Linked DNA regions of Mus musculus: region 1 is linked to region 2. The links are chromatin contacts, found by POLR2A ChIA-PET in ENCODE. All regions are on one chromosome and are shown on one strand. Each heading gives the region's core, a stretch centred on a gene start or an enhancer-like site at or near the end of the contact. The rest is flanking DNA. Distances are from core to core; before and after follow the strand shown. Region 1 holds the start of Nfkbid (nuclear factor of kappa light polypeptide gene enhancer in B cells inhibitor, delta). Region 2 holds the start of Wdr62 (WD repeat domain 62).

Region 1 (3,184 bases), core at 374-2,873, 140 kb before region 2:
ACTAACTGGCTTCAAATAATGATGCTCTTGTCTCCGCCTCCCAGTGCTGATATTACAGGCATAAGCCAGTGCACTTGGCCCAGGATGGGATCTTAAACCAGTCCCTGACATCTCAGAATACTGAGATTCTCTACTCTCCATCCCTACCTCATGGAGACTGAACCCCATGGCCTCACACATGTGAGGAAAGAGCTGGACCACAGAGCAAAACTCCCAATAGTCTTTCTGTTTTCCACTTATTTTTTCCCTTTATTTAGGAAAAAAAAAAAAAAGGTCCTATTATTGTGGCTAGGGCAATCTAGAACTCATTCTGTAGCCCAGGTAGGTCTTGATCCTTCTACCTCTGCCTCCGGAGTAGCTGGGATGACAAGCCTGCGCCACTAGGCTCAGCACCACTGAGAAGTTTTTAGGGGCCCTTAAGCATCTGTCCCCACCCTATAGTTTACCTCCATCACCAGGGGAAATGGGCCTGACCGGCCTGGGTCTGACGGAGGGTAGAAATCAGGAGTCAGGAAGCCTTCAGAAGCAGAGAATGGGAAAGAGCCCTCTGTATAGGTAGCATGGATGCTAGGGTCCCAGTCTGCAAAGCCTGAAGGGGGAGCCAGGTTGCCAGGTCCGGAATCCACAGTCTCTTGGAAGGCAGGGAAATGAGTATGGCCTGAAACAGAGAGGGTGGTCAGAACCAGCCTGTTATTACAGCCTGGAGACATGGCCAGGGAAGGTAAACCTGGAGTCTCCAGAGGTCCTGAGACACTGAGGAGCTGGGTCCTCCAGTCCTGGGGCATCAGCAAGCTGCGATGCCAGGCCTACTGGATCTCAAGCAACTGGGATCTGAAGTCCTGGAGTCTTAAACCCTGGATGCTTGAAGGACACTATTCATGGACTACTGGGCTACTGAAAACCAACGTCAAATTCCAGGGGTTTTGGTTATAAGACAAGGTGTCTTAGATAGCTCTAGGTGGCCTGGAACTTGCTAGTAAAAAAAAAAAACCACATGACCTCAAACCCAATGGCAATCCGCCCCCCCTCAACTCCGGAGTACTGGGAATATAGACATGTGCAACGATGGCAGGCTGGTCATCAAAATTTCCCATATGGCTCAAGAATAATGAGAGCTGCCTGACTCCTCGGTCCCCAAAGGTCTAAGAGCTGGGATGCCTGAGTCTAAGAGAAGCTGGGCTAGGAGCTAACTTTATTCTTACCTGGCTCTGCCTCATTCACAGATGGAGTCAGTGGCTGGACCAGAGGAGGGGAGAAGTGTCCCTGCAATGTAAAGGAAATGAATTTATGAATCTGGAAGATTCTTCCAGGTCTGTCCCCCACCTGCAGAGCCTCAGAGTCAGGACTACAACTCCCATCTCCCCCAGCGCACATGGCGACTTCCAGAGACTCACCGGCACCCCAGCAGCCTCTGGCTGCTGCTGTCGGCGCCTCTGTTCTTCCAGAAGCTTCTTTACCGTCTGTGTTGGGCAGTGACTACGCTCAGGCCGACTCACTGTGTGTGGGAAGACAGAAGGAAGTCATCAGGAATGTTTAAGTCACCCGAATGCAGCCTCGGTGGCAGCGGTGGGTGGCTGGGAGTGCATGTGGGCGCCCTCCTTTCCTTCGAGCGAGCTGGAGAACTACAAAGCCAACAGAAGATGTTGAGTGCAGGGCCCCGCCTCCGCCATTTCCTTCCTTTTCCTCCACGCTTTTCCTCCGCACCAACTTTCCACCACCGTAGTGGAAACTGAGGAAGTGGGGAGGCTAGCACTTCTCTGAAGCATCTATCTTCTCCGGAGACACCGGGCTCCTCGGAAGCACCACCACATCCGTTAAAAATCCCAACCTAGGCGACCAGGTCCTAACACTAGGAGTGGAGGACTGGGGTTTGCTAATCTCAACTTCCCGAAAAGGCATTTCCAGGTTCCCAATATCTCTGTTTTAACTAGGAGTAGAGGCACACCCCTGCAATCCCAGCGAGGTGGTGGCAGAGGGTCAGGTGTTAAGGCCAGACTCATCTATAAACGAAGTGAGAGGCCAACCTGGACTACCTGAGACCTCTGTCTCAAAACAACAACAAAATGTTTCTCTGTTCTAGAATCTGACATGTGGGGCTGGGCGCAAGGCTGGGTGGATGGTAGAACGTAAGCCCAGAGTCCTCAGCACAGGAAAGGGTGAGTTGCTCCTCTCCAAGTCTTGGGATCACCACTCTTGCTCTAGCCTCTCTGCCAGGATCCACCAAATCAGTAGCGGTGTAGTTCCTCAATGATCCAGGGATCTGGAGTCGCAAAGCTCCCGCCCCCACCTCGGCAAACTTGGGAATAGCAGGGACCAACCATCCCGGAGATGCCCCTGTATCCCATTGGCACAATCCATTCACCCAGAACCCAAGAGTACAGACCCTCAGTCTCCTCTGAGACCTGAAAATCCGGTTCCCTCGACCCAAGAAGAGCAAATCCCCAGCCCAGACTTCCCAGCTCAGACTCCAGCGCGAGAAGGGTTAAAGTCAGCCGAGGACTGACTCGGAAACCCTCGAGACGAGACGCCGCGCGCTGACGTCACGGCGCTAACGCAAGGGAATCTTCCACCTCCCAGTTCCGCTCCGCACGCGCGCGCCGCAGGTGTCTGGCTCGGAGGCGGGGCACGCAGCGAAGCGCGGCGCCCGTGGAATCCCCGCGCACGGGGAATTCCTGTTCGGCCCGGGCACCCTGCACCAGTGGTGCTCTGGGAAGTCCCAGGGCGGGGCTGCTCTCTACCAGAGTGGACTCCTGAGGTCCAGCGCCCGACCTTCGAGGCCCAAACCTGCGTCCATAACCGCAATTTCAAGGATGCAATGCAGCCCCTCCTTGGGTGAAGGAGTCCGGGTCACTTCGTCCTCTTAGAGAACCCCCGGTATCAGGCCTCTCAGTCCTTGCACCCCAACTCCCAAGGATGTCCAACACTCCCAAGGACTCAGAAGTCCAGGATCCCAGCCTCTCCTCTTCAACGTCCAGAATCAATTCTCAGGGCCCAGCTTTACGCTCCAGCCAACCTTCAAAGCATCCAGAAAGGCGCGTTCCTCGCTTTACCCCCAGCTCTTACCTCGAGGATTCTTGGATGCAGACTGTGGGCCCCCAGGGCCGCGGCCTCGGCGTTGCGCCAGCCTCGCTACCTGCCCCGCGGAGCCGCCGCCGGGTCCCCGATCTAAAGCCAGGTCCCCCGC
Region 2 (2,770 bases), core at 191-2,690:
ATCTGATCCCATTACAGATGGTTGTGGGCCACCACGTGGTTGCTGGGAATCAAACTCAGGACCTCTGGAAAAGCAGTCAGTGCTCTTAACCATTAAGCCATCTCTCCAACCTTGAACTGTTATGTCTTAACTACTAAAAACTTAGGAGAAGGCCAACCACGCTGCAGCTCTCCCTGCACCTACTTATCAGATCATTATGCCTTTTCCCCCTATATAAACTGGCCCCGGAAATGTTTAGGGTTGTAGCTTACAGTTCCGAGTCTGGGTGATCAATCAGTTGGGTTTTTTTGTTGTTGCTGGTTTTTGTTTTTTGGGGGTTTTTTTTGGGTGGGGGGAGTTTCAATAAACCAGTCCTGTTTAACTGAGATCGGTTTTTAAGCGGTTTGTGCGACGCTTCCCAAACCCCAACAGACTTCTGGGCTAAAAATCAAACCCTTCCAACAAACATTTGATGGACAATAGTATGTGTTAGGCATTAGTCTAGCAACCTAGGAATAACAGGAAATGGGATAAAATTTGTTGGCTTCAGGGAGGGGCTGACATTCTAGTGGTGGGGACACCGTTGCATACCTCAACCTGTGATGCCCCAGAAAACCGTTTAAAGAGAAAAATAAGCCAAAAAATGAACAGGGAGAATGATGTGTGTGCACATCCCTCTCACCCCTTCCGCTCCCAAGGTAGCAATGAACTATCTACAGCTTCATAGCAGTAGCTCCCAAGACTCAAAGCTGGACCAACCCCGCCCCTCCCAGGGCCACGCCCCATGTTCGAATCTCCCAGGCCAATTGTCCCTGCCCAGGCGCCCCAAAGTGTTGGAGCCCTAATGTACTTATGTGTAGCTGTCCTACCCTGGCCAGTCCTGCCCAGTCAGCAATAACACTTGAGTCTGGGCCAAACCCTGTCCGGGTCCCCGAGCAATCCATCCGCCTCACGTCATCCCAGGGAAGAGCAACACTGCAACACGTGACAGGGGAAACTGAGGGCGCATGCGTACAAAATGTTCCTCGTGCTACCGCGGCTACGCCCCAATCACGGGATGGAGAGCAGCTGGCTACAATCTTCGCAATCCTAAACCTCACTATTTGTATAGGCAAGAGTAGGGCGGTGTTGTTCCCGACCCCAAGCCCACGGCTCTTTGGCTTCACCCTACCCCTATATCCATGAGACTGGTACAGCTTGAATAACTTCCCGGGACTGTTGCAAAAGACAGGATGAGCTCCATCAAAGTTAAAAGCTGTGTGTCTATGAACAGAGAAAGCACAGGTTAGTAGAGAAACCCAGCCAGACTCAGTAAGCAGTGAAATAGACAGGCCCTGGCCCCACCTTCCTTTAGCTCCGCCTCTTATCTCCCATTGGGCAATGAGCCTACCCGGAAGCTTTGTGATTGGCCAGCCGGGGTGCCGGCTGCGTCCAATGGGCGGTGGCGCCGGCTTTCCCGCGGCCATTCGCTATTCGAGTGGGTGCTGGCTACAGGCGGCTGTTAAGAAGCGTAACGGACACTGGTCTCCGACAGCATGATGGCTGCCTTAGCGGCCGGAGGTTATACGCGGAGTGACACGATAGAAAAGCTGTCCTCTGTCATGGCGGGAGTTCCGGCGCGGAGAAACCAGTCCTCCCCGCCTCCTGCCCCACCGCTCTGCCTCCGGCGGCGGACGCGACTCGCGGCGGCTCCCGAGGACACTGTGCAGAACCGGGTGAGAGGCTGGTCGTCCTGTTTACCCAACTCCGGGCTTCTCTGCCACCTTGGTCCCGCCTCGGGGCCTCGGTCCCTCCCATCGCTTCTTTATTTGCTCCCTCAGGCGGCTTCCCAGGCCCGCCTGGTCCGGAAGCCCCGCCCCCTTGGCAGAGGCTTTCCCCCTGCGTTCCTGCTGGCTTCAGGGTTTGGTGCTGCCCATCTTTCTGGCTCCACTTAGAGTTGGCACATTGCTTTATTTTAGTTCTAACTCCCGGGAAATGGTTTTGCATTTACAAATCATCTCTAATATCACTTTACTGTTCAGTGAGTGACCTAAGACACTTATCCCTTTCATTCCAGTGTGTCTTTGATTTTATTGGAATAGGGCTGGGGACCACTGCAGCCACCAGTGTGCTGTATCGGAGTCTGAGCGAGAGGCTGGCCTGTTGGCTCTTGCCACGCCTCCTCTGTAGCGCCTCGGGGTAAGGTGTGCTCTTCCAGGCCCCTATTTGGTTAACATTCCCCTGGTTTTGTTGTTGTTATATTGTTGTGGGTTTTGTTGTTGTTGTTATATTGTTGTGGTTTTTTTGTTTTTTGTTTTTGTTGTTTGTTTTTTCCTTTTGAGACAGGATTTCTTTGTGACTGAATTCATTCTGTAGACCAGCAGGCTGGCTGTGAGCTCTGAGATCTACCTTTCTGCCTCCGGAGTACTTGCCTGGCTTATTTGCGTAACATTTCTTGGTCTTCCTTCCTTTTTCTGTTCCTGATTTCTTTCCTGTTCCTTCACTAGAACTGATTTTTATCTACTTACGGCTTAAAATTATGGAGAATGTAAAAATCTTAGCACTGCTGCCTGGGGAGCAGGGTGTACAAAACAGTTCCACAAAATTTGAGTCACAGAAAGAAATGACTTTGGGTAGAAGGAATGCTATTAGTAAAACTTTTTTTTTTTTTTTTTTTGGTCAGGGTTTCTCCGTGTAGCCTTGGCTGACCTGGAACTGGCTGTGTAGACCAGACTGGCTGAGGTCAACTTTTGAGAGTTCATTCTCCCAGAGTCAGCTTTGGCCCCAAGGGCTTTTACCTACGGAGCTATTG

What was found. ChIA-PET counts read pairs that join two places held with the same protein, here RNA polymerase II (POLR2A).
Region 1: POLR2A ChIA-PET joins it to region 2 with 10 read pairs in embryonic stem cell. The contact joins the promoter of Nfkbid here to the promoter of Wdr62 in region 2. POLR2A ChIA-PET finds 5 or more read pairs at or near these places in 4 of 5 experiments (Patski and embryonic stem cell).

What each region holds. Positions count from the first base shown.
Region 1 is chr7:30,421,714-30,424,897 of GRCm38, reverse strand. Nfkbid (nuclear factor of kappa light polypeptide gene enhancer in B cells inhibitor, delta) reads right to left here and starts at 1,623. Exons shown (of 11, transcript NM_172142.4): 1 at 1,395-1,623; 2 at 1,203-1,263; 3 at 447-658. The coding sequence starts at 452.
Region 2 is chr7:30,279,080-30,281,849 of GRCm38, reverse strand. Wdr62 (WD repeat domain 62) reads left to right here and starts at 1,440. Exons shown (of 33, transcript NM_146186.4): 1 at 1,440-1,694. The coding sequence starts at 1,518. It overlaps Thap8 (THAP domain containing 8), which reads right to left and starts at 1,756. Exons shown (of 3, transcript NR_144498.1): 1 at 1,370-1,756; 2 at 1,151-1,242.